Regions from separate parts of the Homo sapiens genome. Here region 2 is linked to region 1. A link is an interaction called in ENCODE POLR2A ChIA-PET data of the cell type or tissue named here. Cell type or tissue: PC-9. All regions are shown on one strand. Links, peaks and the distances in the headings refer to the core of each region. The heading gives the core; the rest is flanking DNA. Region 1 overlaps DST (dystonin). Region 2 overlaps DST (dystonin).

Region 1 (16,104 bases), core at 5,349-13,348:
TGCAGTGGTGTGATCTCAGTTCACTGCAATCTCCACCTTCTGGGTTCAAGCAGTTCTCATGCCTCAGCCTCCTGAGTAGCTGGGACTACAGGTGTGCTCCACTACGCCTGGCTAATTTTTTTTTTTCGTATTTTTAGTAGAGATGGGGTTTCACCATATTGGCCAGGCTGGTCTCAAACTCCTGGCCTCAAGTGATCTACCTGCCTTGGCCTCCCAAAGTGCTGGGATTACAGGTGTGAACCACTGTGCCTGGCCTGCTTTTGTCTTATCAAGGAACTTATATTTCTAATCACTTTATCTATTAATAAAGAAGTGAGTGCTTTCTCTTGTTTTCAAAGTGGTCTTGACATTGATATATCAGATTGTGGTTGGTGAAAATGAGAAAGACCTTTGGCAGGTCACCTTGTGTTTACCAGGCAAATGGGAAAATAAGGCTGACACAGTTTCATCATCAGCTGGTAGTTAACTTTAAGCTTTGTTTTTTTCTTCTCCATTTTAAATGAAAGATAGTATCCAATTTACAAATGGATTTGCTTCACAGTTTCTTTTTAAATGGGCTTAAATGGATCTCATAATAGCACATTTCCTTAACATGTTCTGTTAGGAAACCAAGGCATAATATTGATGATGCTATAGCATCCTGACGTTTTACTTCATTCCATTCAGAAAATCCAGAGCTGGGTCCATGGCCCATTTCCTTCTGGTAGCAGGGGGAGAGGACCTGGCTTTTCTCTGGATCCCTCCCTGGTGTCAGCTGAGAGACTTTCCTGGCTTACTCCTTTCTCTACTGTCAGGGACCCAGTACTTCCTGCTTCGTCTCTCAGGTTGGGGCTGGGAACATGCTCCCCATCCTACCTTTTTTTTTTTTTTTTTTTTTTTTTTTTGAGACAGGGTCTTGCTCTGTCGCCTAGGCTGGAGTGCAGTGGCACAATCACAGGTCACTGCAGCCTCTACCTTCCAGGCTCAAGTGATCCTCCCACCTCAGCCTCCCAAGTAGCTGGGACTACAGGTGCATGCCACCATGCCTGGCTAAATTTTGTAGTTTTTGTAGAGATGGGGGGTCTCACTATGTTGCCCAGGCTGGTCTTGAACTCCTGGGCTCAAACGATCCTCCTGCCTCTGCCTCCCAAAGTGCTGGGATTTCAAGCAAGAGTCACCATACCCAGCTTCCCATTCTACTTTTTTCTCCCAGGTTTTTTGCTGGTCAGAACTCCTTGAAAACCTGAGGTGTTCCAGCCTGAAAGGAGGCTGTATCTTGTTCTTCTTAATGAAGATGACATGATGTAGCAGGAGGAATAAAACACATTTGGAGTCAGGATACCTGGAGTTACCCTGATACTGCCTTTTTTTTTTTTCCCTGTGAGACCCTGAGCAAATCATTTGCCTTTTAATTTTGGTAGGGGTGGTGGGTGTTTAGTGTATGTGGTGTGTAGTTTGCATTATGTTACATCTGATGTCCCTCACTGCTTTAACATTACATACCACATATTTCAGAAGAGGATTTGCAAATATGATCACATATTTCAGAAGGGGATTTGCAAATTATTAGGTTCTTAAAAGGTAGGAACATAAGATTTTTAACATAGAATTTATGAACTTTTACACATGGTTGAACAAGAAACTCCTTAGAATTCAGATGTTTATACTTGGGTATGTTATGAATAACTGACATAGTCTCAGTGTATTACTATAAAATGCTGCCATTTCTGGAAGGGGTGGTATCATGTTGTGTGTAGATATAATACATATATTTTTAAGAGATGGGAGTCTTGCTCTATCACCCAAGCTGGAATGCAGTGGCACAGTCATAGCTCACTGCAGCTTTGAACTCCTGGGCTCAAGCGATCTTTTCATCTCAGCCTTCCAAGTAGCTGGAACGTGCCACCATGCCTGGCTAATTTTTTATAGAGGTGGGGTCTTGCTATGTTGTCCAAGCTGGTCTCGAACTTCTGGCTTCAAGCAGTCCTTCTGCCTTGGCCTCCCAAAGTGCTGGGATTACAGGTGTGAGCCACTTTACCTGGCCCATAAATATATTATAACTAAAATTTGCTCTTTAACTGTTTACTGAAAGTACGGGTTGTCATCCTTTTATTTTCTATAGGCCAACACGTTTAGTGCTACTAGGAGACAAAAATAATAAAGTAATACTGATAGGTAAAAATGCTATATTTAAAATTCCTAAAAATTTGCATATCAAAATTTAAGTTGTTCATATAATTTCTTAGGGGAAAATGAAGCAGAAAGAAGTTTATTTAAAAGTTATACCCTTGTGATTGAAAATCTGTCTAAAATATATCAGTTTCTTTTCTTGTTCTAGTTCAAGGTGGTAAACATAATTAAGCTTTATTGAGTATCTTGCCACAGAATGAATCATGAATGGTTACGTTTACTATGATTTTATCAATGATCTATGTGGAAGGTGGGAGATTAAATTAAATGTGTGCAGGCATCAGCCAAAAATTTATTAAATATTTTAATGCTTTACATTTTTTCTTTCAGGTAGAACTATGAGAGATAGTATATTGCAGGCTCTAATTTCTTTGGTTTCTAATGTTTGACTATATAAGAATATAATCATCATAAGATGGCAATATTCATTATTAAATTTAATTTATGCTACCACTCAAATGGTTAGGTTGTGAAATAAGATTGTTTAATAGTGTTTGAAAGATTTGTATACCCCTGAGACTCTAGCTAGCACCCTGACTGATGCCCTGACAGAAAAAGATGATTGGAGCATTCAGAAGTTATGCCTCACTCGGGGAGGGGCAGTTGAGATTTGTTCCCTGATACCAGACCCATTCCTTGAATACTTTGTGACTGATGAGATTGACTTTGGAGTGGGAGACAGAGAAAGAATTTGGGGTGCGGTAGTATCTTGGAGGCTTAAGGGAGAGCACCAAGAAGCAGATCACAGGGCAGAAGAGGGATGAGTGCCTTTCAAGAGAAGGTGGGGAGGTTTGAGAGGAGTGAGTCAATAGTGTAGAGTCCTCACACAATCCTGCCTCCCAGCTGTTCCCTTTGCCATCAGATGCTGAGTGATTTGACATTACAGATGACCATGGAGGGCAGTGTGGGTGATGAGGAAGGCTGCACCGCACTGTGGGATTCACATTAGGCAGTCCAATATAAACCAGACTTACACCAGACTCATGCAACAAATTTGCCCACTAGCCATTATTCACAAATTACTGAAGTTATCACTGACTGATAAACACAGAATACCAGCAGGTGGGAGGAAATGTTGTCTAGTTTCTATTATTAGCTTGTGCTCCATCTGCTGATTATAAAAGTTTCACTGGTTCATTTATTTTAACCTCTCAATTGAATCTTACTGCAGGAAAACAAATTGTAGAATACATCTTACTAGTTGTGGGAAATCAAATTTAATTTGAATAGCAAAAAGTAAATAGAATGATATTTTATGCTGAATCTAAGTAGCCACATCCGTAGTCTTCTTTATTAAAGGAATGTTGGGTTAGCTCAATTGTGGATAATTTTATTATTTTCATTTAGGAAACAATTACAACATATTAGATAAATGGTAAATCATTTTTTACCCTTTCTTCTCCATGATTTAAAAAATAAGAATGGAAAACATGAATTTTACATTTTTTTCCCACTGCATTAAGTTTTATTATTACTGTGGTTTGTTTTTATTTCAAACTTTTCATGTTTCATGTCTCTCAACGCTTTTTGTCCTCAAACTTTATTGCTGGAGTATTTAATAGCAAATATAAACGATTCCTATAGACTTTTGTATTTTTGAGAAAAAAGTAGCAGCACGGACAATCTCAGTTGGTTTTTTTTTTTTAAACAAAGTACTGTTTTTCAAAAGAAACTATAACAAACAGTTGTGGACTTTGTTAGGGCTTGGGTAGGTGGGCCAGAAGTCATGGGGTGTTACTTGGATGACGTCATAGCTCAGGGTCTGGTTCTTAGCCCAGGGAGACTCACCCTTTCTAGGTAAACAAACTCCAAGGTGCCTGATGTTTAAACCAGAACTTGTTTATTAACGTATAGTGAAAAGAATTCAACAGCCAAGTGGTTTGGACATTCATGTTGGATAGAAGACTAGTACATTTTTTTCTATCAGAAAATCTGTATGAGAAGCCATAGTATGCCTGGAATTGGAAGTAATAGGAATTATGTTTTGACCAGCAAAAAATTTTTATTGGGATGAAGTCCAGCCTACCAATTTTTTTCTTTTGTGGTTCATGCTTTTGATGACATGTCTAAGAAGTTGTTGCCTAACTCAAGATTATAAAGATATGCAGCTACATTTTTTTCTAGAAGTTTTATAGTTTTGTCCCTTACATTTAGGACTGTGGTCTGTTTTGAATTAACTTTTGTGTATGATGCTAGGTAATATGCTAGTTACGTATGAATGTCTAGTTTTTCCAGCACTATTTGTTGAAAAAACTGTCCTTTCTTCCGTTGAATTAACTTGGCACCTCTGGGAAGAATCTGTTGACCCTATATTGCTAGGTCTGTCTGGACCCTGTTCAGTTCCATTGACCCGTGTGTTTAATTTTATGCCATTACCACACCATCTTGATGATGATAGCTTTAAATGTTGCAATCAGGTAATGTGAGTCCCAGTTTGTCCTTTTACGTAATTGTTTTGGCTAGTCTGTTCCTTTATATTTCCATGTAAATTTTTAAATCAGTTTATCAGTTTCTATAAAAATGTTTGCCATGATTTTGATTGTAATTGTGTTGAGTCTAAAGATCAGTTGGGAGGCTGGATGCAGTGGCTCACACCTGTAATCACAACACTTTGGGAAGCCAAGGTGGGTGGATCGCTTGAGCCCAGGAGTTCAAGACCAATCTGGACAACATGGCAAAACCCTGTCTCTACAAAAAACACACACCTCTAGTCCAGGCTACTTGGGAGGCTGACATGGGGGGACTGCTTGAGCCTGGGAAGCGGAGGTTGCAGTGAGCTGAGATTGTGCCACTGCACTCCAGCCTGGGGGACAGAGCGAGACCCTGTCTCAAAAAAAAGGTCAGTGGGGAGAAATTCACAAGTATCAATATTGAGTCATTTGATCTATGAACGTAGTATATATTTAGATCTCCTTTAATTTCTCTCAGCCATCTTTATAGGTATATAGAGCTATAGGTATATTATATAGACTCATATCTGGGTTCAAATCATGGCTCTGTCACTTATGGAGTGACCTTGGTCAAGTTTCTTAGCTTCTGTGAGCGTCATCTTCCTTGTCTATAAAATAGGGATAATATGTCATTGGTTTTGTCTAAGGGTTAAGTGAATTGATGTATGTTAAAGGCCTAATGTTATGCCTGGCAAAAAGTTTACTGCACAATACAAGTTGTTGTCATTATTATCATCATTGTCATCTTTACCATCAAGTAATGATGGCCTGTTGGATCCACCTCTGCCAAATAGTTATTCTTGCCCAGCAACCAGATGGTTAGTAGCAGCTGCTCAGGGCTCCCTTTATGGTCAGCATGGCTGATGAACACTGCCACACGCTTGCTTTTAGGGCCTCTCTTTTCTCTACTCCACACTACCATTCATTCTCCAGCTGTAGCTGTTTACACATTCTTCCTTTGGATTATGTTAATACCATTGATTAGGCCACAGCTTTCCTTGCATTTAGTCCAGTCTTCCTTTGATTTTCCAATATTGCTTTCTGCTTTTGCTTGGAAGATTTTGCTCTTTTTGTATGTCACTGTCTTAATCTCTCCTACTATGTGTTTATGGGTTTAATTTTCAGAGTTTGGGGCTAGCTCACTATCACCCCATTTTCCACTGGAGTATTTTGTAGATTGGGCAATAACTTAACTAGAATAACATACTTTAAGTGTTTGCACAGAATATATATTTTTAAATTTTGCCTCATTTATGGGAAAGTGGGGGAGAAAATGATATTTTTTATTTAAAACTTTTTAGAAGATGAGATGTGAAAATAATTTGATAGTGACTAAATCAACTGGTTGTTACACTGTTATTCTCAGTCTTATGAATTCAGAAAGTCCACTGTTTTGAAATCAGAACCTTGTCACTTACCCCCATCCTAATGAGGTTTGCATGTCAGCACTGTCAGGGTCCTTCAGGGAAATGCAAAGCAATTTCTTACGGGGAGATTTGGGATATCTGTGTCTATGTGATGTCTACATTTTTGTACAGTCATGATTTAACTTCAGAAAGAGTCTGTATTTGGGACTAAATATTCTATTCCTTTCTGAATCATCAAATAATCATTACATTGTATTCAGTATTGGTTTTAGAACAAAATATGCCACTTCCCAACTGTTTAAATCTGGGCAAAGTGTGTATCCCATCTGTGTATCAGTTTCCTTTTCTCTGAAATGGGAATGATACTAGTACCTGCCTGTTTTGAGGATTAATTTAAGTTACACTCTTAGAATGGTGCCAGTAGGCACATGGTAGATAATAAATGTTAGCAGCTTATTGTAGTTCTTTGAAAAGTGACATCCCATGCTTGTCTTATTCAATAAAAATCATTTAACCAAATTGATAGTTTAACCAGTTGTTTTGCTCTTTAATCATTCTGCTTAACTAGGAAATACTGAAGGTGTTTTTTTTTGTTTGTTTTTAATGTGAATCTGTTCGTTTTTACTTAAGAGCTGGTATAACTACTGTAGTAGTTCAGGGATAGTATTTTGACTCCATGGTGATATTAACTTCAAATTTCAGTTAATAGTAAGTTCAGTTTTATTTTTTAAGATAACATGGAAATTTTGTCTTCCAATAGTGAATGTGATTTTCCAAAGACCTTGTATTTTACCTTGTTTCTATATAAACTAACTCAGTCATAAGGAAGGTATTTGATTTGCTGACACCCACATAGGAAATCAAAACTCTTGGCTGCCTCGTTTGTTTCCCCAGTCCCAGATGATTCAGTTTCTTTAGAAACTGCATGATGCACATGATTTATGAATTATTTATCAACTTAGCTTGAGAACTCTGTCAGTTGTTTAGACCTTGTTTTACAGACAAAAGTAATCTGAGTAATTTTAATGAATAAATGATGATTTGTAGAATATATATTTATTTAAATGTTTAAAATTAAATATAAAATTAAAAATATGGAAATGATCTTTATATAATCAGAACACTCACAATTTTGTACCCTAAATGAAATTTAATGAAAAATTTAGAATTAAAAGGGATATAATTTTTACATCTTGTAAAGTGAGTTCAAAATTAGTTAAGCAACCTCAGCTTGAAATGACAGCTTGAAATGACACTATAGTAGCAAAACTTGCTGATTCTACTTTTTATGAATCAGTAATGGGCGAGAAGTGTTCTTGTATGTAAGGGATTACTGATAATTATTATCAACAGAATAAAGGCTTACTCTAACAAGATCTGGGGAGGATTATAGTTTGGCTTAATACAGTTATGTTCATTTCCTCTGTGCATATGTATTTAATGGAACTTCTTTAGCGTGGTCGTTAGAGCATTGTCTCTTCTATGATGTGGCCTTAAAAAATGTACTATTGCAGTGGAATTTTAGGTAAACCTGTATTGAGCCTCAGCAGATTTTAATTGTCAAAAGAGGCTAAGATATATTAAGATTTCTTTGGAGCAAGCAATATAATATTTCTTGTTATTTCTTTCTCTTTAAATCAGTATATAGTATCAATAGTAAATTTTAGTAATACCAAAACAGTTATCTCTGTGAAACTAGGGTCATAATTACCTTAAATTTTTTTTTAACATTTATTTTTAATCTTACTTAACGACAGCTTTTCCTAGAACTGTATTTCAGAGGCATTGCAATAACCTGGTTTTCAGAATTTGGAAATTGTGTAAATCCTTCTCATTGCAGAGTCACAGATGATCTCTCTGATTACCATGCATTCAATCCTTACGGTAAAAATCTAATTGTGGTTGGAGCCCTTGGGATGTTTTACTACTTAATTATGCAATATATACACCTTAGTGTATCCTGTGTCTTGGTAGTTTGATTTTGTAAATGAAATCTATGATTTAAACAGTATATTCAAATTTACGCAGTAAAGATAGCCAGCTAAATTGTAACAATTTGGAAGACTGAATTTGGTCATATGTTTGGTATTGAGGACTTTAGATTCAGTGAAATGGGGTGGTGACCCTTGACCTTTGTTCTTTGCTTTCATTTATGTGATGGGAAAGCTGCCTTCATTTCTAACACAAATCTTCCCTTCACTTCAAATCTCCCATTTTTGGAGATTGGGTTACAAAGAAATTGTATCTGTGCTTTTCAGATTTTTCCATGAACTACAGAAATTCCTGTGGCACTGCTCCCTAGGGAGTTGTTCTAAGCTTTAACAGAAGGCATCTTAGAATAATGTAAAAGGTCGGGGTTACCACAGTATTAAAGTATTTGAACTCTTGGTCTGTCAGGATGGGAGTTGACTTTGTTGGCCAGCCTGGTCTGCCTGTAAGATTCATATCAGGGGTTGTACGAGTTGGAAAAGCATCTCCTCATATCTTTTTTATTGAAAGGGAGCTCTGCCTCTGGCAGTGCAGAAAATGATTGCGTGAAAAGTTTGATAATTATATCAAAAGAAAATGGTGGTAGTTAGGTTAAATGGAAGATGCTTGTACTCACATGGTCCCATTAAAGGCTATTCTATTGTTTTTTTTCATATTTTGCAGTCTCCTTAACATTTAAGAAACTGAAGGTGTATTTAATCAATAGTGTCACTATGATAGATATTAAGAAAGAAAAAAACAACGCCGATGGAAAACTAAGCAAAGTTACCAAGTAAGATTGCAGCATAAATTTTAAAAGTGATTTCCCAAGGAATAGGCTATATCCAGACACTTGGCTAATATTATTGCCCTTGTTCTACAGTTAATGGTAGGTACGCTGTAGTATTTTAGGAGCACAGGGTTTTACAGTTTTGGTTCTGCCAGTTAACCTAAGATTGACTTTCCTCACCTGCAAAATATGGATAACATCCACTTCCCTGATTTTTGTGAGAATCAAATGGGATGATTTATGTAAAGCATTTAGCTCAATGCTTAACACATTAAAAACAGCCCCCAAATGGCAGCTATTATTGCAGATTTTCATCTCAGCTACAGTATTTTGGATTATTTGTCAGTACTGTACTATCTTTTAATGTATGATATTCTTTCTGTGTTCTGGGCCTTCTTAAAGTATAATGATTTCCCTTTTCTCGAATTGAATTTGACCTTTTCAAAAGTCTGGAATTTACTGAAGACAAAGAATTATCCAGTGCTTTATGAATGGGGATGTTTATATTGGTTTGGCTGGCTTCCAGGTGGCAAACAACATTCAAAAGCAGACATAAATTTTTCCCTTCCAAGAGGCCACATGGTGCTCCTTTCCTGCATCAGGCTCCCATGGATATCAATGGGTGTAATGTGTGTAAAGCAAGGGAAAGGTCTTGCTACTAAAAAGTAGGGCACTGTGCTATATCAGATAAATTAGTACGTTCCCATGAGCTCATGCTTTGTCCTAAAAGATGTCTTTGTCTTAATGTCCTGTTAGAGTCTAGCTGGCAGTTAGGAGTCAATATTTGATATAATTCTCAGTGGTTGAATCCTACTAGGATGTTCATAGTTTGTGTATATATGTATATATATATACATGTATAAAACTAGTAGTATTAAAGCCCAAACAAAAATATTTATTAAAATCTTACATGCTACACTTTGTTAAAGTGTTATTGGCTGAGTTTCCCGTTACCAAATTTAAAAGGTTGACTTACATTTTTTCCCTAAGAGTTTTAAGAAAAGTGGTACTTAAATTCATAGAGCTAAGAAAATTGTTGCTCATTGTCCATGGATATCAGAAAATATAATTTTGATTGTTTATAGAATTATAAAAATTTTAATAGGGTACTCATATTGTTAATTCCATGTCATCATTCTGCTAATAATGCTCAGATTATTCCTTAAATATAAAAATTAAATAGATGAATGAAAAAACAAAAAATAGAAATGGTAGTAGATATTAAGGAATTAGAAATTGGCTTTAGTTTCTCTCTTAATAATTATTATGTGGACGGCTGGGTGTGGTGGCTCACGCCTGTAATCCCAGCACTTTGGGAGGCTGAGGTGGGCCAATCACCTGAGGTCAGGCATTCAAGACCAGCCTGGCCAACATGTCCAAACCCCTCCTGTACTAAAAATACAAAAATTAGCCAGGTGTGGTGGCACATGCCTGTAATCCCAGCTCCTCGGGAGGCTGAGTCAGGAGAATCGCTTGAACCCGGGAGGTGGAGGTTGCAGTGAGCTGAGATCATACCATCGCGCTCCGGCCTGGGTGACAGAGCAAGACTCCATCTCAAAAAAAAAAAAAAAAAAAATTATTGTGTGACTTGTATTAGTAAGATTAGAACATTAAATACATTTTATATTATCACTTCTTTAGACTTACATTGTGATTTTTTTCCTTGGGGCTTCTCAAACATTATATGTAAGTCCTTTATGAACATGTCGAGTCTTTGGGTTCTCCATGTAGTTATAAAGATGAAGTTACATATTTGGCGGGTTGGGGTGGGGAAGAGAATTTTAATTCTCTCTGGACATTTTATAAGAGAAGACATTTTAGATCCTTGACTAGCTTGTGAATAATATGTATTAAGCAAATATACACTCCCAGTATGAAAACAGTTTATAGGGCCTTTTCATATTATTATCTTATTAGATATTCTCAGATAGCGGTATTTCCTCATTCTACAGCAAACAGACCTGAGAATCAGAGAAGTTAAATGTTTTGGTTAAATTTATACAAATGACCGTGCTTAAACAAGTATCTCCTGAGTGTAAGTGAAAAACAGCCTTTGAGACTGGGGAGATACGACAATTAAATGCATTGTCGTCCTGGATGAGATCCTAAAACAAAAAGAGGATATTAATGAAAAACTGATGAAATCCATATAAAATCTGGAGTTTATGTTTTAAAAAATGTGGCAAAGGTTAAAAATTCTTTGGGGCAACATAATGTAAAAAGTTTGAAGACAACCGAACAGATTAAAATTTTGCACATGTGTGAGTAGATAGGAGGTTTTTTTTTTTTTTTTTTTTTCTCCCTGAGACAATGTTTTGTTCTGTTGCCCCGGCTGGAGTGCATTGGTGTGATCATGGCTTACTGTAGCCTTGAGTTCCTGGGCTCAGGTGATCCTCCCATTTCAGCCTCCTGAGTACCTGGGGCTACAGGTGTGTGCCACCATGCCTGGCTAATTTTTTGTATTTTTTGGAGAGATGGGGTTTCACCATGTTGCCCAGGCTGGTCTCGAACTCCTGGGCTCAAGCAGTCCTCCCACCTCAGCCTCCCAAAGTGCTGGGATTACAGGCGTGAGCCACTATGCCCAACCTTAGATAGGAGTTTTTATTTTTTTTGTTTTTATTTTTTATCAGGTTGTTGCTATATACATGGCATTGTAACTATTAACACCTCTGAAAATGCTTCTCTACAACTTTTTGAAACTTGTTGAGTTTCTTGAATCTTCCACCAGACAAAACCTAATTTTCTGTTCTAGAGAGAGGCAGATTCTTTTTCGCTGGGGATGTTCTCATCCTAGGATATCAGAGGCACCATGGAGATTGGGGATAGGAGTTTTTCATTGTGCTATTGCTTTTCATAGAGAAACTTCAGAAACAAACTAAATGCTTATCAGTATTATAATGGATAAGTTAGTGATTGTATAGTTGGGCAATTATTACTATGTACAGTTAAGAAAATGAACTAGAATTATATCAATAGAGTTGACTCTAAAGAAATTGTTAGTAAATAAAGCAGGTTGCCAGTTAAAAACAAACCTTTGAATAACTTTCAAAACACTATACTATATGCACATGATTACAAAATCAAACAGTACAGAAGGATTTATAACGAAAATGAAGTGTTTCAGTTCCCCTTCTTCCCTTTGTCTACTCGGTTCCCACAGTCTATTTGGAATTATGTTTAAATGTGTCTGGTGGTTACAGGCATATCTTGGAGATACTGTGGGTTCAGTTCCAAACCTCCACGATAAAGCAGGTATTGCAATAAGTCAAGTCAGAGAAATGTTTTGGCTTCTTGGTGCATATAAAAGTTATGCTTGTATTATATTGTAGTCTATTAAGTGTGCAATAGCATTATGTCTAAAAGAATAATGTATACACCTTAATTAAAAAAGATTGTATTGGCTGGACGTGGTGGCTCATGCCTGTAATCCCAGCATGTTGGGAGGCCGAGGTGGGGTGGATCACTTGAAGTCAGAAGTTCGAGACCAGCTTGGCCAAGATGGTGAAACCCCATCTCTACTAAAAAAATACAAAAATTAGCTGGGCATGGTGGTGCGTGCCTGTTATCCCCGCTACTTGGAAGGCCGAGGCAGGAGAATTGCTTGAGCCCAAGAGGTGGAGGTTGCAGTGAGCTGGGATTGTGCCACTACACTCCAGTTGGGCAACAGGGCAAGACTCTGTCTCAAAAAAAAAACAAAACCAAACAAACAAAAAACACAAAAATGTCCTTATTGCTAAAAAAAAAAAATGCTGAAGGTCATCTGAGCCTTCAGCGAGTCATAATCTTTATGCTGGTAGAGGGTCTTGCCTTGATGTTGATGGCTGTTGACTGATCAGGGTGGTGGTTCCTGAAGATTTGAGTAGCTGTGGCAATTTCTTAAAATAAAACAACAGTGAAGTTTGCCATATCAATTCATTTCTTTTCTTGAAAGATTTAGCTATAGTATGTGATTTAAAAAAAAAAAAAAGAGAGATAGTTTCTTGCTCTGTTGCCTGGGCTGGAGCACAGTGGCACAATCATAGTTCACTACCACCCAGAACTCCTGGACTCAAGCAGTCCTTCTGCCCCAGCCTCTTGAGTAGCTAGGATTATAGGTGCAAGCCACTGGAGCCAGCCTGTGATGCTGTTAGCATTTTACCCACAGTAGAACTTCTTTCAAAATTGGAGTTAATCTTCTCAAGCCCCGCTGCTGCTTTATCAACTAAGTCCTATGTATATTCTAAATCTTTGTTGGCATTTCAATAGTGTTCACAGTGTCTTCACCAGGAGTAGATTCTGCCTCAAGAAACCACTTTCTTTGCTGATCCATAAGAAGCAACTCCTCATTCATTCAAGTTTGCTCATGAGATTGCAGCAATTGAGTCCCATCTTCAGGCTTCACTTCTAATTCTCTTGCTATTTCCACCACATCTGCAGTTACTTCCTGGACTGAAGTCCTCAACCCTTCAAAGTCATCCATGAGGGTTTGGAATCACCTTCTTCCAAACTCCTGTTAATATTGATATTTTGACCTCCTCCCATGAATCATGAATGTTCTTAATGGTATCTAGAATGGTGAATTTTTTGGTGAATTTTTTCCAGAATATTTTCAATTGAATTTACCCATATCCATCAGAGGAATCACTATTGATGGTAGCTGTAGCCTTACAAAATGTATTTCTTAAATAATAATACTTGAAAGTTGAAGTTACACCTTGTTCCATGGGCTACAGAACGGATGTTATGCTATTAGGAATGAAAAAAACATTGATTTGCTTGTACCTCTCCATCAGAGCTCTTGGACTAGGTACATTGCCAATAGCAGTAATATTTTGAAATAAATCTTTTTTTTTCTGAGCAATCTCAATAGTGAGCTTAAAATAGTTATTAAACCCTTCTGTAAACAGATACGCTGTCATCCAGGCATGTTTTTCTATTTATAGAGCATGAGCAGAGTAGTTTTGCGTAATTCTTAAGGGCCATAAAATTTTCAGAATGGCAAATGAGCATCAACTTCAACTTCAGCTGTATTAGTCCCTAATAAGTGAGTCATCCTGATTTTTGAAGCTTTAAAGCCAGGCTTTGCCTTCTCTCCAACTATGAAAGTCCTATGTGGCATCTCCAATAAAGAGATATCTATGGTATAGTCTTCCATTGGAAGACTGTTTTGTCCACATTGATAAACTGTTGCTTAGATTCACCTTCATCAATGATTTTAGCCAGATTTTATGGATAACTTGGTGCAGTTTCTGTATCAGCAATTGTTGCTTTGCCTTGAACTATGTTATGGAGATGGTTTCTTTCCTTAAATCTTACGAACCTACTGCTAGCTTCAAATCTTTCTTCTGCAGCTTTCTCACCTCTCTCAGCCTTCATAGAATTGAAGAGAGTTACGACCTTGCTCTGGATTAGGCTTTGGTTAAGGGAATTTCTGTCTAGATCACTGAAACTTTCTCCACGTCAGCAGTAAGGCTGTTTCTTATCATTCATGTATTCACTGGAGTAGCTTTTTTTTTTTTTTTTTTTGAGACGGAGTTTCGCTCTTGTCACCCAGGCTGGAGTGCAATGGCGCAATCTCGGTTCACTGCAACCTCCGCTCCCGGGTTCAAGTGATTCTCCTGCCTCAGCCTCCTGTGTAGCTGGGATTACAGGCACCTGCCACCACGCCCAGCTAATTTTTGTATTTTTAGTAGAGATAGGGTTTTGCCATGTTGGCCTCCTGACCTCAGGTGATTCGCCTGCCTCAGCTTCCCAAAGTGCTGGAATTATAGGTGTGGGCCACCATGCCCAGCCTGGAGTAGCACTTTTGATTTCCTTCAAGAACTTCGCCTTTGAATTTACAACTTGGCTAGTTATTTGGAGCAAGAGGCCTTGCTTTTGGCCCGTTTTGGCTTTCAACATGCCTTCCTCACTAAGCTTAATAATTTCTAGCTTTTGAGTAAAGTGAGAGATATGTGACTCTTCCTTTCACTTGAACACATAGAGGCCCTTGTAGGGTTACTAATTGGCCTAATCTTAATACTGTTGTGTTTCAGGGAATAAGGGGGCCTGAGGAAAGGGAGAGAGGCCAGGGGTATGGTGGCTGGTTGTTGGAACAGTCAGAACACACATTTCTTGATTAAGTTTACTGTCTTATATGGTTGTGGCTTGTGGTGCCCCAAAAGAATTTAAAGAGTAACCTTAAAGATCAGTGATCACACATCATCATAACAGATATAATGATAATGAAAAAGTTTGAATATTGTGAGAATTACCAAAATATAACACAGAGACAGGAAGTGAGCCCATGCTGTTGGAAAAATAATGCCATTAAACTTGCTTGACACAGGGTTGCCACAGTATGTAAAATGCAATATCTGCACAGCACAATAAAGCCAAGTGCAGTAAAATGGATATGCCTGTACTTCTGTATTCTAAATAAAATGCTTATGCTGTGATTTTTAGAAAAATATGCAAACTGCAGACATTTGCTCTTAATTCCTGTTAAAATAGATGAGGATTTACTCTGCTTATAGTCCCCTCCCTTCCTTTCTCTCTCCTTCCTTCCTTCCTCCTTCCTTCTCTCCCTCCTTCCTTGTTACGTTACTACAGTATATAACAATATTTATTTTTTAAAATTTAGTTTTTTAATCAGATTGTTTATGTAGATAGTTTAAAACTGAAATAATTCTATAAATCTTATTATGAAAATCTGCAGTTGCTTCTGTAGCCACTCACCCCCACCACTCCCAACCATTGCCTGCATCCTAGAGACAAGCATTTCACACTGCAGGCTGTTTCTTTTGATATTTAAATCATATCACTAGATAACAAATTTTTGGATCTACTTCTTGATTTTCTGTTTTGTGCCCTGTGTATTGGATTTCCTCTCTGGAAGAAGAACATTTAGCTCACTCTCACCGTTTCTACCACTAGACAGGTCATACTCTCCATTCTCTGTCTTCCCAATGTAGTTACCACATTCATTAGTCTAGATCACTATTCTTTGTCACATTATTGTGATTTAGTAAATGCTATTCACAGCTGAGTCATGAGTAAATTATGACTGTTTCTTTCTTGCATGACTTTCCTTGTTTGTGCTCTGTAGTTAATAATTGTCTTGCTTCTTTGCTTAGTTTTCTATGTATTTATCATAAATTCACCCCCAGTTGTTAACGTTATTTTCTCCAAACATTCAGACACATTAGGTATTGCATCTTTTTGGGTCTTACTTGCACAGAACCTTGTGAGCTGTTCTGTTTCGTTCTGTATGGTTGCCCCGTATCCCTGGGGCACAGATAACCATCACTCCGGGGTTGCTGTTTGCCTCTTTCTGTGTGAGATCCCTTTCTGCTGGATCCTGTGGTCTCAAGACTTGATTACAACCTTGTTTTGACAAACT
Region 2 (16,104 bases), core at 3,553-11,552, 52 kb after region 1:
GGTTTGTTGGAAAGCATTGTATTTGTGGGTAGGATTAGGTTGGCTAATATTGGTTCTATTTTGCACATGAAAATGAAACAATAGTAACTTTAAGAGAAGGAAGTTTACTTTTCTCTTACTTGAGAGAAGTCCAGCAGGAGGCAGTCCAGGACTGGCATGGTTATAGCCACCATCCACAGAGGCTCCTTACTTCTTGTTCCTGCAGACTTAGGCTGCTGCTTTGTGGTCCTAGATGGCTGCTTGAGCCATATTCATCGGGTCTGTGTCCCCAGCCAGTAGAAAGGAGGAGGGAAGGAAGAAGGGGCAAGGGGCTCATGCCAGATGTCTTACAAAGAAAATTTCTAGAAGCTGCCATATAACACATTAGCTTTTATTTCATTTACTGGAACTTTGTTATTGAAAGTAAGGCTGGGGAGGTGTAGTTTTATTCCAGGCTACCATGTGTCCCCATCAGAATCAGGGTTTCTTTTACTAGGAAATGTAGCACAGCTCACAGCTGTGAGTCCACAGCTCACATCATATTCCTTATACTGTCAATTTGAAAAGAGCTATGTGGTTTGCCAGAACTTGGGCCACACTGTATATTGCACCATAAACAGAATGGTTAGAAACTGTGCATTTCAGAATGTTGTGATTTACGTTTGTGTTCACATAAAACTTCAGCCATTCTTTCCCCATTATTATAAACACTTGGGTTTGTAGGGACATCTGATGTTTACTGGCAGATGACATGCCATGTACAGACTGTCAGTGTTTTAGCCTCAACTCTCAAAGCCTTTCCTGAAAAAAATAAATCCCATTTCTAGTGTATACATAATAGGGCCATCTGTCACTGTTTCTCAGTTGTTTAAAGTTGCATTGTTTGAAGTCCTGCTTTTCTAAAAGTGTATTTTTTTTTCTTCCTGGAACCATCTCTGTTCCTTTGCTTTAAAATGAAAATAGTCTGAATGAGTATTTTAGCCCTTTCTGGAATGAGACTGAGCTTGCTGCAAGGCATTGATTCATCCAGTATCACATACAGTTGCTGAGAGCTTTTGTCTTATTAATACTTCTCTTGAAAAAAGACCATGACTCTTTGTTGTTCTCTGTATAAAACCAACTTTTCTGCCCTGTGTACTAGGCTTGAAAGATTTAATTCATGATTGAACTTGGAAATGCAGAGAAAATATTGTCTTTTATGGCTGATCTAGTCATCTTTATGAGTTTCACCTTCTGATTAGTGAGAAAATGTACTAAAATTGAATCTGTTTTAAAGCATAGTCTGATGTGGCAAATCGAACAGTCTCCTCTGATCTTTGTTCTGTCTTAGATAAAAATGCTTGGTTGTTGAAGGCAGCTTCCTCTCCCTCTCTTTTTCTCTGCGTGTCTTGAGGGAGAGATGTGGCTTTTGCAACCTTGCATTTCTGGGGAAAACACTGTGCTCATTCCTGCCAGCGTCTTTATCCTGGCTTTTAGGACCCCTGCTTCCTGGGTGATTTGTACCCCTTTTCTGTCTTGGATGCCTGGCACCTTGTGGGCCACTGATTCTTAAGTCAGCTACCAGTGAACTCTGGCCCATTCTTGTGACTCAGGCCGTGTCCCACATTGATGTGACTTCCCCTTGGCTTTCCACTAGTGCTCCACACCCATCTGCAGTCTTTCTGGGATGCTTGATTGTTCCTGGCCCATGTGATCTTCTCTGTATCCCTTGCTAGAGAGCCCCCTCTCCCTGCTAGGATGACCCCTCTGGGAGGTGTCCCAGCCAGACACACAGACACTTCTGTGTCTGGTCTGTACCAAGCAGAACCAAGGGTAGCCTCCTTTACACGGTACCAGATAGGGAGTGGGTCAAGAGCCCCCTGTGCCTTCCACATCACTCCTTATTCACTGAATGCACCTCCTCCTCTCAGGGCCAAAGCCTGAACAGGAAAAATTAGTCTTGACTCCCCTCTTGACTCCGTCGTCTTTCTCCTACATATACTATATCATATCCTCCTTTTAGCTAGCCCTATGGCTCTGCTGTCATCGCTGGAAGTGGCGTGTCTTTTCTACCCTGGAGAAGAGCTAGATCAGGCCCCTGATTAAAAGGAGGCAGGGAAGGGAGACAGAAATAAAAGCAATTTGGAAACATCTTTCCAGGCAATAGTATGGCTAGCAAGGCTATGTGTCTTGCTGAATAATCCTATTTTATAAACCAGAAATGGTTATTCCTGTCTTTTTATAGAATTTCTATAATCTCTTTTTTAGGCTGATAAACACTTCATGCCAAAAGGCAAAAGAGAAAATGGGAATAAATTTCAAAATATTATTTTATAATACTTGCCTTAAAGTCTACCAAAATTTTTGTCTTCTTAAACTTTACATCATCAAAGTCAGTCTCTGAGCTAGTAGTGTTTAGCAAGAATAGGGGATTTGGTAATCTGAAGACCTGTGATCAAGCCTTGATTACGAGATCAGTGATAAGGATAAGCTGCTCTCATTGAGTAGTACCTCAGTTTCTTCATCTTTAAATGTAAGTATCTGCCTTACTTACAGAGTATATGTGAATGTAAAGTGGGGTAATTACATGAAAGTATTCTGCCAATGCAGTGTGATTTTATTAATACTAGTTTCCTTGTCTCACATTATGCTCATTTCCATTTGTGTATTTCTGCTACTGCTACCTACAATTGTCTTCTTAAATTTTACATAATCAAAGTCAGTCTCTGAGCTTCTAGCTACCCACAACTGTGCAACTCCTGTACAACTCCTCCTGCGTGCCCACAGGTCTGTTACAAGTACTCAGGGTTACACTGGTAACTCTTCTCTCAGTCCCTATTCTGCATGTAGTCAACCGGTTTCCTATTTAGTGTCTAATGTCTTGTTTTTTTTTTTTTTATTTTCTTCATTAGATTTGAAATGACTTGATGGCAAGGAATATATACTTTATATATGTTTTATACATTTCATACATTTTCTGGTATTTTTTATAGTCCTGGAATGTACTTCGGAGCTGAAAAAAATAGACATTACTTGGTATTACTATAAGCTAGTGAAATAGAAGGGATAATCCAATTATATTTTCTTTATAATCCTGTTGTTTATCTCATTCCTTTCTGATTCTGAAGAGTACCTAACTTCTGAATAACTTATACTAACTGAAATTATTCAGGACTTATGAACTAAAGAACATATGTTTAATTTAAATACTTTATCCATATCTAGTTTTGACTGTTAGAAAATATTTTTAGGTTTTACAAATTTATCTTGGAACCATGAAGTCATTTATTTTACCACACTAAAATATTCATGGGTCAAAGATTTAATTTTTTAATTTTTTTTAAGAGTTGATTTGTTTGAATCCAGCTCTAATATATGTAACATTTTTATTTTAGTGGCTGTGTTTACATAGCTCTTGGATCTTTTCAGGGGCTATATCTTCAGTTTCTGTAATTCAGCAGATTTTGTCTATATTTTGCTAATAAATATTTATGAGGTTGCCATGTGGGAGAAACTAGTGATAATGAGAATGGTCTGTATTTAGAAGCAATTGAGCACATTTACTCTCAAGGACCTGTGATAGATGACATGCTAAAGTAGATTAAATGAAGTCTGGATCTCTCAATTAAGAACATAGAACTTAGAAAGAATCAGTCACACAGACCCCATCGCAGAAATAAAATTTCATAGAAAAATTGTATAAATTCAGACAGAAATCTGCCTTTATTATGAATGTTACTTATTTTGTTTACACTTTTTAAAAGGTTAGCATCTACAAATAAGTTACGTATTTCTTTTGTTGAATTAATTGATTTCCTTTTAGAAGTTGTACTTTATAAATAAGTTACTTTACTCTTACCAGAGATCACTTGGAATGGCATCTATCACTATATATTCTTCAGTTTCTTTCTTATTCCTATTGCTAAAAGAAACCGAAAGTCATTTCTTTTGTAATTGAAAATTTCATTATCAGTGGTATGAAGTGAATTTCCAAAATGGCTCATGTAAACAAAAAGCTCCATTTTAAGAAGCATTACTGTGTTCTTTGTTCTAGGCTGCATTTTGGAACCATGGACATTTCACTGGCTATGCTGTTATGCTGTTACTCTAACTGGACAATCAGTTGTGTTTTAAGGGTAGACATAACTATGAACAAGTGTCTAGTTAATGAATATGCCTCCATGATACATGTCCTGTTGCCACTTCCAAACCTCATTTTGTTAACTTGTGCTTACTCATTTCATTTTTTTCCTAAACATTTTCTCCAGAGAACTTTGGTTAACTTAATTTAAAACAATAGGTTTCTTGGAGTCCCATTTGATAATTCTGTGGTTACTAAAGTAGATAGAGATTAGCAGAAGCCAGAAGGATGCCTCTGATGTTGCCATTACTAGATTGCAGGAAATATTTGAGATCAATGCATTTAAGTCTATCAAATAGCACTAAGAAGAACTACAGTTTTATGTTAAGCATTCTCTTAGGTGCATAACATTCATTATTTCTTTTTAGCTTCTATGCAAGTGTTTGAAATGGGTGCTATTTATCCCTATTTTACAGATGATGCAAATAAATCTTAGGGAGTCTTTAATAAGACTGTTGCTTTAGCCAATAGAGTTAGTAGCAGAGTGGGGATTTGAGGTCTGGTATTTCTGCCTTTGAAGTTGGTGCTCTCTAAACTGAGAGGAAAATGCTTATATGCAGCCATTTGAATGTTCTGTTCACTGTTTTCTGTTGCCTTCCTGATAGACTCCCAGCTTTTTAGCATGGCATATCTTTGTAGGTGTTTTATTCTAGTGTAGCCATTCATGACTCTTCTGTATGCATTGCATACCATATCCACTCTCACAGTTATGCCTTCTTCTACCTTATACTCGCCATATCACTGCCTCCTACGTAAAACCACACAAATACAAATCAAAGAGATGAAACAGATAGATAAACTCAGTCTTGTGGTGGCTCACACCTGTAATCCCAGCACTTTGGGAGGCCGAGGCGGGTGGACCACCTGAGGTCAGGAGTTCGAGACCAGCCTGACCAACATGGAGAAACCCCGTCTCTACTAAAAATACAAAATTAGCCAGGTGTGGTGGTGCATGTCTGTAATCCCAGCTACTCAGGAGGCTGAGGCAGGAGAATTGCTTGAACCCGGGAGGCAGAGGTTGCGGTGAGCTGAGATCGTGCCATTGCCCTTCAGCCTGGGCAACAAGAGCAAAACTCCGTCTCAAAAAAAACAAAAAAAACAAAAAAACTCAATCTTGTTTATAGTAATACAAACTGCTATTGTATTGGAAAGTGTCCAAACAGCCTTAGTAGGTGATTGAATAAACAAACTGGTAAGTCCATACAGTCAAATGCCTCTCCATAATCACAAGGAACAAATCACTGGTACATGTAATAGTGTGGATGAGTCCCAAATGTATTATGCTGAGTGAAAGAAGCTAGATTCAAATGACTGCATGCATATATTTATGTGAAACATAGAACAACCAGAGCTAATCAATCTACAGTGTCAGAAATCAGGTTGCCTGTGGGAGTGGGGGTGGGTATTAATGGCAAAGAGGCACAAGATAACTTTGTTGGGGGATGAAAATGTTCTTTATCTTGTTTTGGGTGCGGGTTACAGGATGCAAACAATTCTCAAAACTTTTTGAACAGAACACTTAAAATTTACTTATTTTATGTTAGTTGTACCTTGATTTAAAAAAAAAAAGCATAAAATCAAGCCAAGCTCTTTTTGCATAGTTCTGTCATAGCACTTACCATGCAGTTTTGCAAATTCTGGCTTCCTAGTCTGTCTCCCATTGGACTAAGACAGGATGACTCATGATGCCTTTTTGTATTGCCAGTGCTTAGCACTTGCCTGGTGCTTAGTGGGTTTTCAAGAGATGCTTGTTGACTGAATGGAATGCTACCTTGTTAAAAAGCCTGGCCCATTAAAAAAAAAAAAGAATAGTTTGGAAATACTGGAGACCCACTTGTGTGCTTGATACAAGCTTTAGAAGCATGGAAATCTAAGCTTCATAAGAGTTGTGATTCAAGCCATTATTAACTTATAGAGATTTGTATGCAAAAAGTGTAGACTGAGTTTCTACATTTTTAGTAATTTGCTTTGAGCTTTTCTAGTCAGGTGTCAGGTGATGCCTGAAGTTTAAAATTCTATAATATCCCTATTCTACCCTCCTCTCTTCTCTTTTATTTTGGAATGATTTTGGCCTGGAGCAGATCCCTGAGTCATACCTGTGGCTTTAGGAGTCTTGAAATTACTTCATTATGGAAAAAAATTTTAGTTTCTAAGTTTAATTTCGTAGTTATACAGAAGCTGCTAAATGCTCACTTGGTCTGTAGGTAATGGGCCACATGGTGGTTCTCTATTCTCTGAGGGAACCCAGTGGCTTATTATCTCTTGGGAAAAATTCCATAGCATTTTAAATGGCTGCCTGAACCTGGGATTGCAGCTTTAACCCTGTATGTTCAAGCTGACACCAGCAGTAGTGTCACACATTTTAAAAAGTATTGTACAAATTGAGAGATTCTCAAAACCAAAATATCACAAGAATGCCTGCTGTAAAAAAATAATTGTTAAAAAATAGATATTCTTTGAAGAAAAATTGGAAGAAAAAAGATGAAAATAAAAATTACTGATTATCTTACCACCTACATTTAATTACTAATGTTATATTGGCATATCCCCTTATAATCTTTTTTCTTAGGCACTTCCAAGCATTTTTTCCCTATTGGTGACGTCTATTTAATCAATGCGTAATCTTTTTTTGTGGCTCTATGATAACTGACTTGATAATTTTTCTATTCTTGGATGTTTAGGATGTTTTTCTACTAGTAGCTAATAATAATAGCTAAAAAATATTGACTATTAACAGGCATGACTTGCATTTAATGTTAAAATAAATATTTTCTTGTTTTGATCTTCATCTGAAGTTTGGATTTTTTTTTAGATTCCAGAACCTGAAGCATTGGGGGTTAAGAGCATGGATTCTGGGGCCTTGAACAAATTACTTAACTTCTGAATGCCTCTTTTTAAAATCTGTAACAGAGGAACAATAACCATCTGCTGTTGTGAAAAATGTAAATGCTTGGGACAGGGCCTGGCATATAGTCAGTGCTATATAAATATGAGACATTGGCTTATAGAACACAAAACATTATGAACACTTTTAAAGCTTTTGCTCAGTATTGCCAAATTCTGGAAAGGTTATACCAGTGGAGTCTCCCATCAGTGCTATCTCAGGGTGATTGTTTTTACCACACAGAATTAGCTATTAGGAAAACTTCCTCAGTATGTGTCTGTTGCTATTGGCACATCATTCATTCTTTCTTCTTTACTAGCCCTGATTTTTGTTAGATAATTTATCTACTTCTTAATAAAAGTGTGGAAACAAAGAAAAATGCATTTCCTCTTCTTTTCTTTTGCATATTTTCTTTTTTTTGTCTTAGGGACTAGAAGGTGACTATGTTACTTTCTCATGAAGATAGATAGGAGGGACTGTGGAATTTGAAAGTTTGAGACCACTCTTCTCATAGTAGGCAATAAAGAAGCGTATATTATTTTTAAAATGTCTGTAAGGAGATCTCAGAAAGGTGTCCAGTTCTTCAAAGTTTGCCTTTGGTTTTCAGGACAAGCAAGTGGACAAGGCAAGAGTTCACTATAAAGTTAAGGTATGGTGCTTGCTTTGGCAGCACATATACTAAAATTGGAACGATACAGAAAGTTGAGGTATGGAGATGATCAACCCAAGGTGATATTCTCTAGTGGGTAAACTCTTCTCCTCTGACTCCAGTCAGAGCTACTTTATCTCTGTCTGTTTTACATGTTGTGTTTTGGGTATTGACTGGGAGAATGAGTCCTTAGCTAAAACAGGTTTGAAGATCTTTTTACCAAGAGGAATTAAGCCTCAGAGAGAAGTCTGCGGGCACCCCACACACTTAACATTTAATGTGTGCCTTTCCTTTTGCTCATCTGTACTCCTGGGTGTGGCTGCAGGGAGAGGGGTGCAGCGATGGTGGTGGTAGCGGCAGAGCCCTTCTGGGATGGTGTTGGGTTAGTGTGGTTGTGTTGAGTGTGGTTCCTAAAGCCCACTGGGGCATGCATGGTGATCCTGTAACTAAAGCAGTTGTCCATACCAGCTGTAAACTACAGTTAAATAAGCAACTTTAAGTGGGAGGCCATGTGATTATGAACAAACCCAGAATGAAAATTTTTTCCAGTGGTTCAGAGCAGTTGTCTTTGGTGTTCTCCACCCATTTATTCCTGCTGATGACTCACTCTGTGACTGGCCCTGTTCTATTATAGGAATGAAAAGCATTACACATGTGAATCATACCTGTAATTTCCATTGCCTTAAAAAATGTGGCCTCACAACCTGAAAAAATACTCTTAAACTCCCTGGTCAAATTAAAGAGACCACAGTGATATGAAAGTAGTTACTAAGAATTCTAGATCACTTTTTTTCATGAAAAATGGAACTTCTTATATGAATATTAGGCCGTGTATTAAGGTATATCTGATTTTATTCCTTAGGCCGTATTCATGGTACCAGTCCATACTTATCAAGAAAAACTGATTATGTTCAGGGTAAACGGAATTAGAGCATTCCACTGTGTAGTAACCTACAGTATCAGAGAAAGGCAAGAGCTCCCAAGCTCTTATTTTTTATTTTTTTGAGACACAGTCATACTCTGTCACCCAGGCTGGAGTGCAGTGGCCCAATCTCGTCTCACTGCAACCTCTGCCTCCCGGGTTAAAGCGATTCTCCTGCCTCAGCCTCCTGAGTACCTGGGACTGCAGGTGCACACCACCACGCCTGGCCAATTTTTTGTATTTTTAGTAGAGACGAGGTTTCACCATGTTGGCCAGCCTTAAACTCCTGACCTGAGGTGATCTGCCCGCCCAAAATGCTGGGATTACAGGCCTGAGCCACTGCGCCCGGCCCAAGCTCTTATTTTTGACCTTGTATTGATTTATACCATCACCTTGAGAAGAATGAAAATTTCTCTGTACCTTTTTCTAATTTACAATATAGGGGACTTTTATGCAGTTTATTTAGTGAACGGCTTGATCCTAAACAGCCAAGGACATTTTATTTTGGTTTTTCTTTTTCTGGAATTGATATAGTAAGAAATCACATCTGTTTATCTTATGTCCTGTCCTAGTTCCTTGATGTTGGAGACTGTATGGGTTTGATTCACCCTTACCTCTTAATTTTGTACAGTGGAAAAGGTATTAGAATATCCGGGCCAAATTCCAGCTCTGCTGTTTCCTTGCTTACAGAAATCTTGGGCTAGGTTATGTTCTTTGAAATTTATTTTTAAAAAATCAATAAGAAGAGGATGATGATCCATAAAGACAGTAGTAAGATTGTTGTGAGATGATGTGAAATTCTGTAGTGTATAGTGTTGTGATTTTGACGTTTATTGCATGTTCTGGATAAGAATTTGCTGATTTAATTGAAGTGTCTAGGAAGCCAGTGTATTTCTTGAGAGCCTACTACATAATCTTAATTATACTCTATTATCGTATTTAGTGCTTATAAGAATACTGTGTGAATAGGTGTCTAGTAATACCTATGATTCTGTTTTATAGATGAGAAAACTTGAGTTGCACAGAAGTTAAATCATTTTCCCAAGCTGAAATTGCTAGCCAGTTTTGATGCTAATATTTGAACCTAGGTTTATGTAGATTCCTTGCCTCCTACTGATTCCTAAATCTTGTTTTTTGTCCTTACCATAGCTGCCTACCAAAGCCTACCAAATACAATCTAGTGAAGCCATATACAGGGTATACAACCATATACAACCATAACCATATATGAAACCATATATAGGAATATATATTCTTTTATATTTTGAAGTCTAAAGGCACCTACTTATTTAATGAACTTATGTTGGTATATGTTGTCCAGGTAGGCTATTGGCTGGGACAGAAAATAGCATAAAGGTAAGAAGAAATAGGATTCTTTCAGAAACCAACAAGTCATAAAATTTCAAAGAAACTTGAAAAACTGTATTTATTCCTTATAATTTGTTGATTTTATTTTTATCTGAGTTACTGGAGGTCCTGCTTTAATAAATTTTGAAGGTATCTTGTATGAATTTGATTTTTAAAGTGAAAACTGTTCTGTTTATGTCCTTACATATATGTAGTGATTATAAAAGTTTTCAAAACTGAATACTTTAAAACACCAAATTACTTAAGGTCTTCATAATATAATGGATTTACCTTACATATAAATAATGTAGAAATGATGCTTATTGAATTTATTTTCATCGAGTTACATATCTCTGTGCTTTGGGGTATATTCTTATCTAGAGCTCTGAATCTAGAAAGAAAGGCTGATAGTGAAAACCTTTTAAAAAAGTCTAATTTCTTAAGGTTAGCATGTTACAGATTAAGAGTTGCAGAAGCTTTCTGTCCTTAAACAGTGACTCAGATCAGCAGAAGTTAGATTATATATAATACTTAAATGTTATAGCAGTATAACTATAATTAGGAATCTCTTTATATGTTTTTAGGATGCTCAGGTAGGAGAAGGTAGATTCTAGGAGTTTTATATTCAATTCTTAGCCAATTGTGAGAACAGATACCAGTAAATTCCTTGTCAGAGCAGAACCTGATCCCCTAGATCCCAGCCAACAATAAGATTGAACCTCAGCTGCTCAGCAACTGCACTTACAGGAAGGCAGGAGATCTGATGACTGGGAGAGCAGATAGTGGTAGAGGAGGAGATACACAAAAAAGCATTTGTATGGAGAGATTTATGGCATTTGTAGTTTACATCTCAGCTTACCTAGCACATTCTACCATTCTACTCTTGTCCTGTGTCTGGATTCATGACAAATGCTGACAAAACCATTTGTTTTGTTCTGTGGCAATTAAACTTTGAACAAGGAGACTCTTCACGCAGTATAATTTCTGACTATATTCTCAGTAACTGATTCTCCTTTCAGAGACCTCCTGTGCCTTCACTGTTTTGTATCTCAGACTGGGCAGCCATTCTCTGAAAAAGGTATCACCAGTTGCACCTTCACCTCTGCTCGCCAACTCTCACCCCTCCCCTGTCTTCTCCCCTTTGCCTTCCCTCCTGCAGCCATCAGCCTAAGAGCAAGTCCAGTCACGCCTGGAGTGCTTAACTCTGCCTTCAGACCAGAATGGGGTACTCTGGCATGTGTCTCAGTATTTTTTTCTATATCTTCCATAGAGTCCACCGGAATATGTAATACATAAATGAATAAAATACCTGAAACACATTTTTCCCTCACAGTTATTATTAATAGTAATAAACAAATACACCCTCTTTGTAAAATAATCAGGCACTCAATCTGGAAATATGTAGAATGAGATAGGAAAGACACCATCTACCAACCTCTCTCCTTATAGCTTCCACTCTCTTCTACTGATGAAACTGCTCTTCCTCATGATATACACCTTTTATATATATTATTTTCCATTTTTTTTCACTGATCTTGTAAACCTCTTTTGTGTTACTATGTGCAGATTTTCCTTTATTAAAATTTTATAGGATAGGTGAAAGGTGAACTATAATTCATTCATTTAGTCTCCTGGTGACTGATATTTAAATTGTTTCAAATATTTTGCTATGGTAAACATCTTAGTATGCTAATCATATATAAGCAAGTATTTGTTTCTTACAGGTAGAGTTATTGGTTCAGAAAGTATATGGATTTTAAGTTACAGTGGACACTACTAAATTGCTCTCAAAAGAGTCTTTGTGGCCGAGTGAGGTGGCTCATACCTCTAATTCCAGCACTTTGGGAAGCCAAGGCTAAAAGATTGCTTGAGGCCAGGAGTTGGAGACCGGTCTGGACAAAAAAAGGGAGATCCTATCTCTACAAAAAATTTTAAAAATTAGCTGGGGGTGGTGGGGTGTGCCTATATAGACCCAGCTACTCAGGAGGCTGAGTTGAGTGGATTGCTTGAGCCCAGGAGGTTGAGTTTGCAGTGAGCTATGATCATGCCACTGTACTCTAGCCTGAATGATGGAGTGAAACCCTGTCTGTTAAAAAAAATAAAAAATAAAAAAGTCTCTGCCATTTTACACACCCACATTACGGTAGCTTGGGACTACCTATTTCTCTGCATTCAGCATTATCATTCTTACAAATTTGTGCCAATATGAAATAATTTTATCTGCATTTCCTGATTAGAAAGATGCTTTAGTATTACCCCATATTTTTGTTGGCCATTTGCATTTCTTCTATGAATTGTATGCTCACATCATTTGTAATTTAGGAAGAGCTGTCCTTCTTACTAATTAATAGGAGTTATTACTCTATTTGGATATTATTGATGTATATTTTACATATATAGCAGATGTTTTCTTCTAGTGAGTTTTTAAACTTTGTCTACAGTGTCTGCTGTTATATCAGTGGTTTGTCAAATTTGATAGTTTTGTTTAGTTTTTTTTGGTTCATGACTTGTTTTGAAATATTCTTCCCACCCAACTATTTTAAAACCATTATTTTCTATATTTTTAAATGGTTCCATTTGTTTTAAGAATTGTCTTATTTCTAATATTGTATAATTTCTTCGTGTACTACCAGGTAGTATAAATCCAAAGATTTTACTGTAGCTGTGTGTTGGACTTGTTATTTCCACACTTCTCTTGAAATGTGCAAGAAGAAAGCTTTTCTTAACACCTTACAATATTTCTTTGTACATGCAGCAACATGAGAGTCTTTTGTTGCCACAACAGAGGCAGACAATATTTATTACTGTGAGACCAACTGTAGGCTTTATGTATGTGGGACTTTGCAGTAGTGACTAAGCTAAGAAATTACGTGGAAATAACAGCATTTGTATACTTTCACCTATGGAGTCCTAAAGTATTTTGGAAACTTTTTCTTAATGATGAATAATTTTATCTGATAACTTTCCTGGTAAGGACCTTCCTTTTAACAAAAGTAGGGTGGAGGGGCGAGTGGCTGGGGAGTGGACTGTGGCTAAGGCTCAGAGTTATTAAGTAGCTTCCTCTAAGTCTGTCCTTCCACAGAGATAAGTCACAGATGAGTGGATGAAAGTTGGATTGACTAGAACATGAACATCAGTTGTACGTCTATACTAATAGAAATAAACCATAATGATGTTCCTGTGGGAATGAACATTTGAAAAGATTTTTCAATTAAAATGAGAGTGGGGACTTTTTCCTATTACCCATTTCAACTACGTGGCAGCTACAACCTCCAGTCACCAAGTAATGTTGGCTGAGATTTCTGTGGTTGAAGGTCAAATCAGGTAGGCAAGTGAGGTGTTACTAGAGTGAGGCAGTGCTGTCAGCTGATGATTGGGTGTGAGCTGATAGCTCACAGGTGGTTTGAGATGGGATTCTGCAGGGTGGTGATGTGCAGCCTCTTTGATTTGTTTTCACCCAGCTCCCTGTTCACCAACCATCCATTGTCCATCTTTTTCAGGAACTGATCTTTTCAACGATCCCAACTATTCCTTCCTTCTTTCGTCTATAATACCAACAATCTTACAGCTGTTTACTTGCAATATTTTTACTGTGTTGTACCACAGAGCTATTTCCAGGCAGTAATGGGGAAACTGACTAGCGTCCTTTCTTCTCCCTCCATATTATTTCTACACAACTCTAACACTTAATGTTTACCTTTTTTTTTTTTGAGATACAGCCTTTTTCAAAGTTTTTCTCCATCTTTTAAAATTCACATCTGATCCTTAAACTCAGAAATCTCATCCCTGCCTTAAATTCTGATGTAACTTCTTAGTGAAGCATTGCAGCTCCCCTCCCTCCACTCTTTAGAGTCATTAAGCTCAGAAGGTAAATTCCATCTTCTGTGGATTCCCACCATTAACAATCGGGCCAAGCTTTACTTTTTTTTTTTTTTTTTTGAGACAGAGTTTCACTCTTGTCGCCCAGGCTGGAGTGCAGTGCTGTGATCTCGGCTCGCTGCAAACTCCGCCTTCTGGGCTCAAGCAATTCTCTTGCCTCAGTCTCCTGAGTAGCTGGGATTACAGGTGCCTGTCACCATGCCCTGCTAATTTTTTGTATTTTTAGTAGAGATGGGGTTTCACCATGCAGGTGGTCTCGAACTCCTGACCTCAGGTGATCCACCTGCCTCAGCCTCCCAAAGTACTGGGATTACAGGCGTGAGCCATCATGCACAGCCCAAGCTTTACTTTTTATTTTTAACTCATTTTTTAAAAGTTAGAATTTTATTTCCTAAGTATGAAATTATAAAGTTGAGTAGGCTTTTACAAACTGCACTCTCTGCTCTTGGTAGCTTTGTGATCCTGGGCAAGTTGTTTAACCTCTAAGTGCCTCAGTTTCTTCATCTGTAAATGAAAGTTATCTCACTGATTGTTATGAGTATAATGTGCAGTGTGTGTGTGTGTTATATATGTGTGTGTGTAATTGAGAACAACATCTGGCAAATAATAAGTGCTCTCTAAGTGTTTGCTATTATTATTATCCTGGTTTCAGTGAAATAGACAGGCTTAGGCTTTCGTGTAGCGGAGGCAAGGGCTCTAAAGATAATTGGAAAAGGAGAGATAGGAAGAGAAGGGCTATTTACTAAGCAGATACTTTGAACTTCTCAGCAGGATCTGGTACAATTTATTCATTTACAGTATATTTAGAATAGGGTTAGAAAATCATATAAAGATGTTTTAAAGCATTTTGGCAACTGTTAATCCAGCAGTATTGTGGTGTGATTGAATGGTGGTTTTCTATTGCTGAAGTAAGTAGTGATCATTTTTGTTTGTTTGTTTTTTGGAATTAACTATGTATACAGTTTCTATTCAGGAAGGTCTATTGGTCTAACGTTTCAGACAAGCATAAGAATGCCAAAGATAGTTTGTCTTTTGCTTGTTTAGAACAAGGGTTCTTATGTCTTGACTTTTCATTATTCATTTATTCATACTTAGAAGTGAAGTGCTCCTAAATTTGAGGCACCTTGCTTTTCCTGCATTATTAGATTAGGGGTTCTATTGTTTGATGACATAAACGTTTAGAATCAGACTTCTTAAGATCCCACTTTGGCTGTGGAATTTTAGGCTAGATTGTTAATCTCTACAACTTTAATTTTCACAGCTTTAAACTGAGGACAGTACTACCCAACTCAGAATTATTGTGAAATCCAAATGAAAATGTATCCATAAGGCATACATAAAGAAATACCCAAAAGTGGTTTTCTCCCAGAAGGATGTATGTCTAGCCTATAAAGGTGATCCTTCCAAATCATGTTACTAGCACACATATCAGGGATAAGTTAAACAAGTTAGGCTGGATTTTTTTTATTTTTATTGCAGGGAAATTCTGCCTGGGGTGTTAGAAGAGAGAATGTGATGAGTTAGTTCAGCTGTGAAATCTAACATCCTATTGGTTCGCCTCATTGCAAAACAAAAAAAGGGAATTAAAACTTTTTTTAAAGGACTTCTTAAGAACAACTTTAAAATGAAAAGAAGAAATAGACAATTTGGTTTCTTTTTAGTAACAGTTGTATATATCCCCTACAAAAATAGTAGAGGAGTCTGGCTTTGTTAATATTTGTTTAAAAGGAGGTGTTGACTAGTTTTCAGCTTGCAAGTAGGAGTGTCTAGTCAGTGTTTTCTTTTCTACATAGAAAGTTAACAGGACTCTGACACATCAGAGTTTGTACGGAGAGAGTTTAGGGAACTGCTGCACAGATTTCCTGCAGAATGATGGGGCAGCTCATGAAAAATGATCAAGATTGGAACGCAAAGCTGGTGGGACTGATGTGCTGTATGGGTTAGTAGTATCACATATACTATCACTTTCATGTTTTCAGAACTGGGAAGGGAAAGTTGCACTACCTGCTTTGGTTTGCATGGCGATAGTTCAGCTGATTGTCGGGCATCTTTCGAAAACCTGTACTGAAATCAGGACAACTTCTGAGGCTCCCTGGAGAGAACTCCCCTGCCTATTGTTGTCCACAGAATATGTATTTATATAATCTCAATACTTACTGCGTGTGTGGTACTGAGTGAGTTTAGCTTTGTTTGGATTTCACTGAAAACCAGTCAATATAGATTGTAATAATCAGTACTCTTTTTGCATTTATTTGTTCCCCCCCAATTCTGTTATTCTTTGTCTTCATTGTCGTTACATATTTTCAGCTGTTACACTTTATAAG

Evidence for each region. Peaks named below come from ENCODE experiments on the same cell type or tissue, not always from the same donor. Only the 100,000 strongest peaks of a DNase experiment are listed, where the experiment ranks them.
Region 2: POLR2A ChIA-PET joins it to region 1 with 10 read pairs; 4 of 35 experiments call an interaction of 5 or more read pairs at or near these places.

Annotation. Positions count from the first base shown.
Region 1 is chr6:56,795,964-56,812,067 of GRCh38, reverse strand. All of the region lies in intron 4 of DST (dystonin), which reads left to right. Among named protein-coding and RNA genes, the nearest start is that of DST-AS1, 40 kb to the left of the region's middle. In PC-9, for the core only: no CTCF peak of the experiment used is centred there; no DNase peak of the experiment used is centred there.
Region 2 is chr6:56,741,886-56,757,989 of GRCh38, reverse strand. The region is part of intron 4 of DST (dystonin); the gene reads left to right. Among named protein-coding and RNA genes, the nearest start is that of DST-AS1, 94 kb to the left of the region's middle. RefSeq lists a silencer at 194-243 and an enhancer at 5,521-6,104. In PC-9, for the core only: no CTCF peak of the experiment used is centred there; a DNase peak (open chromatin) is centred at 8,239; H3K27ac peaks cover 1,697 bases.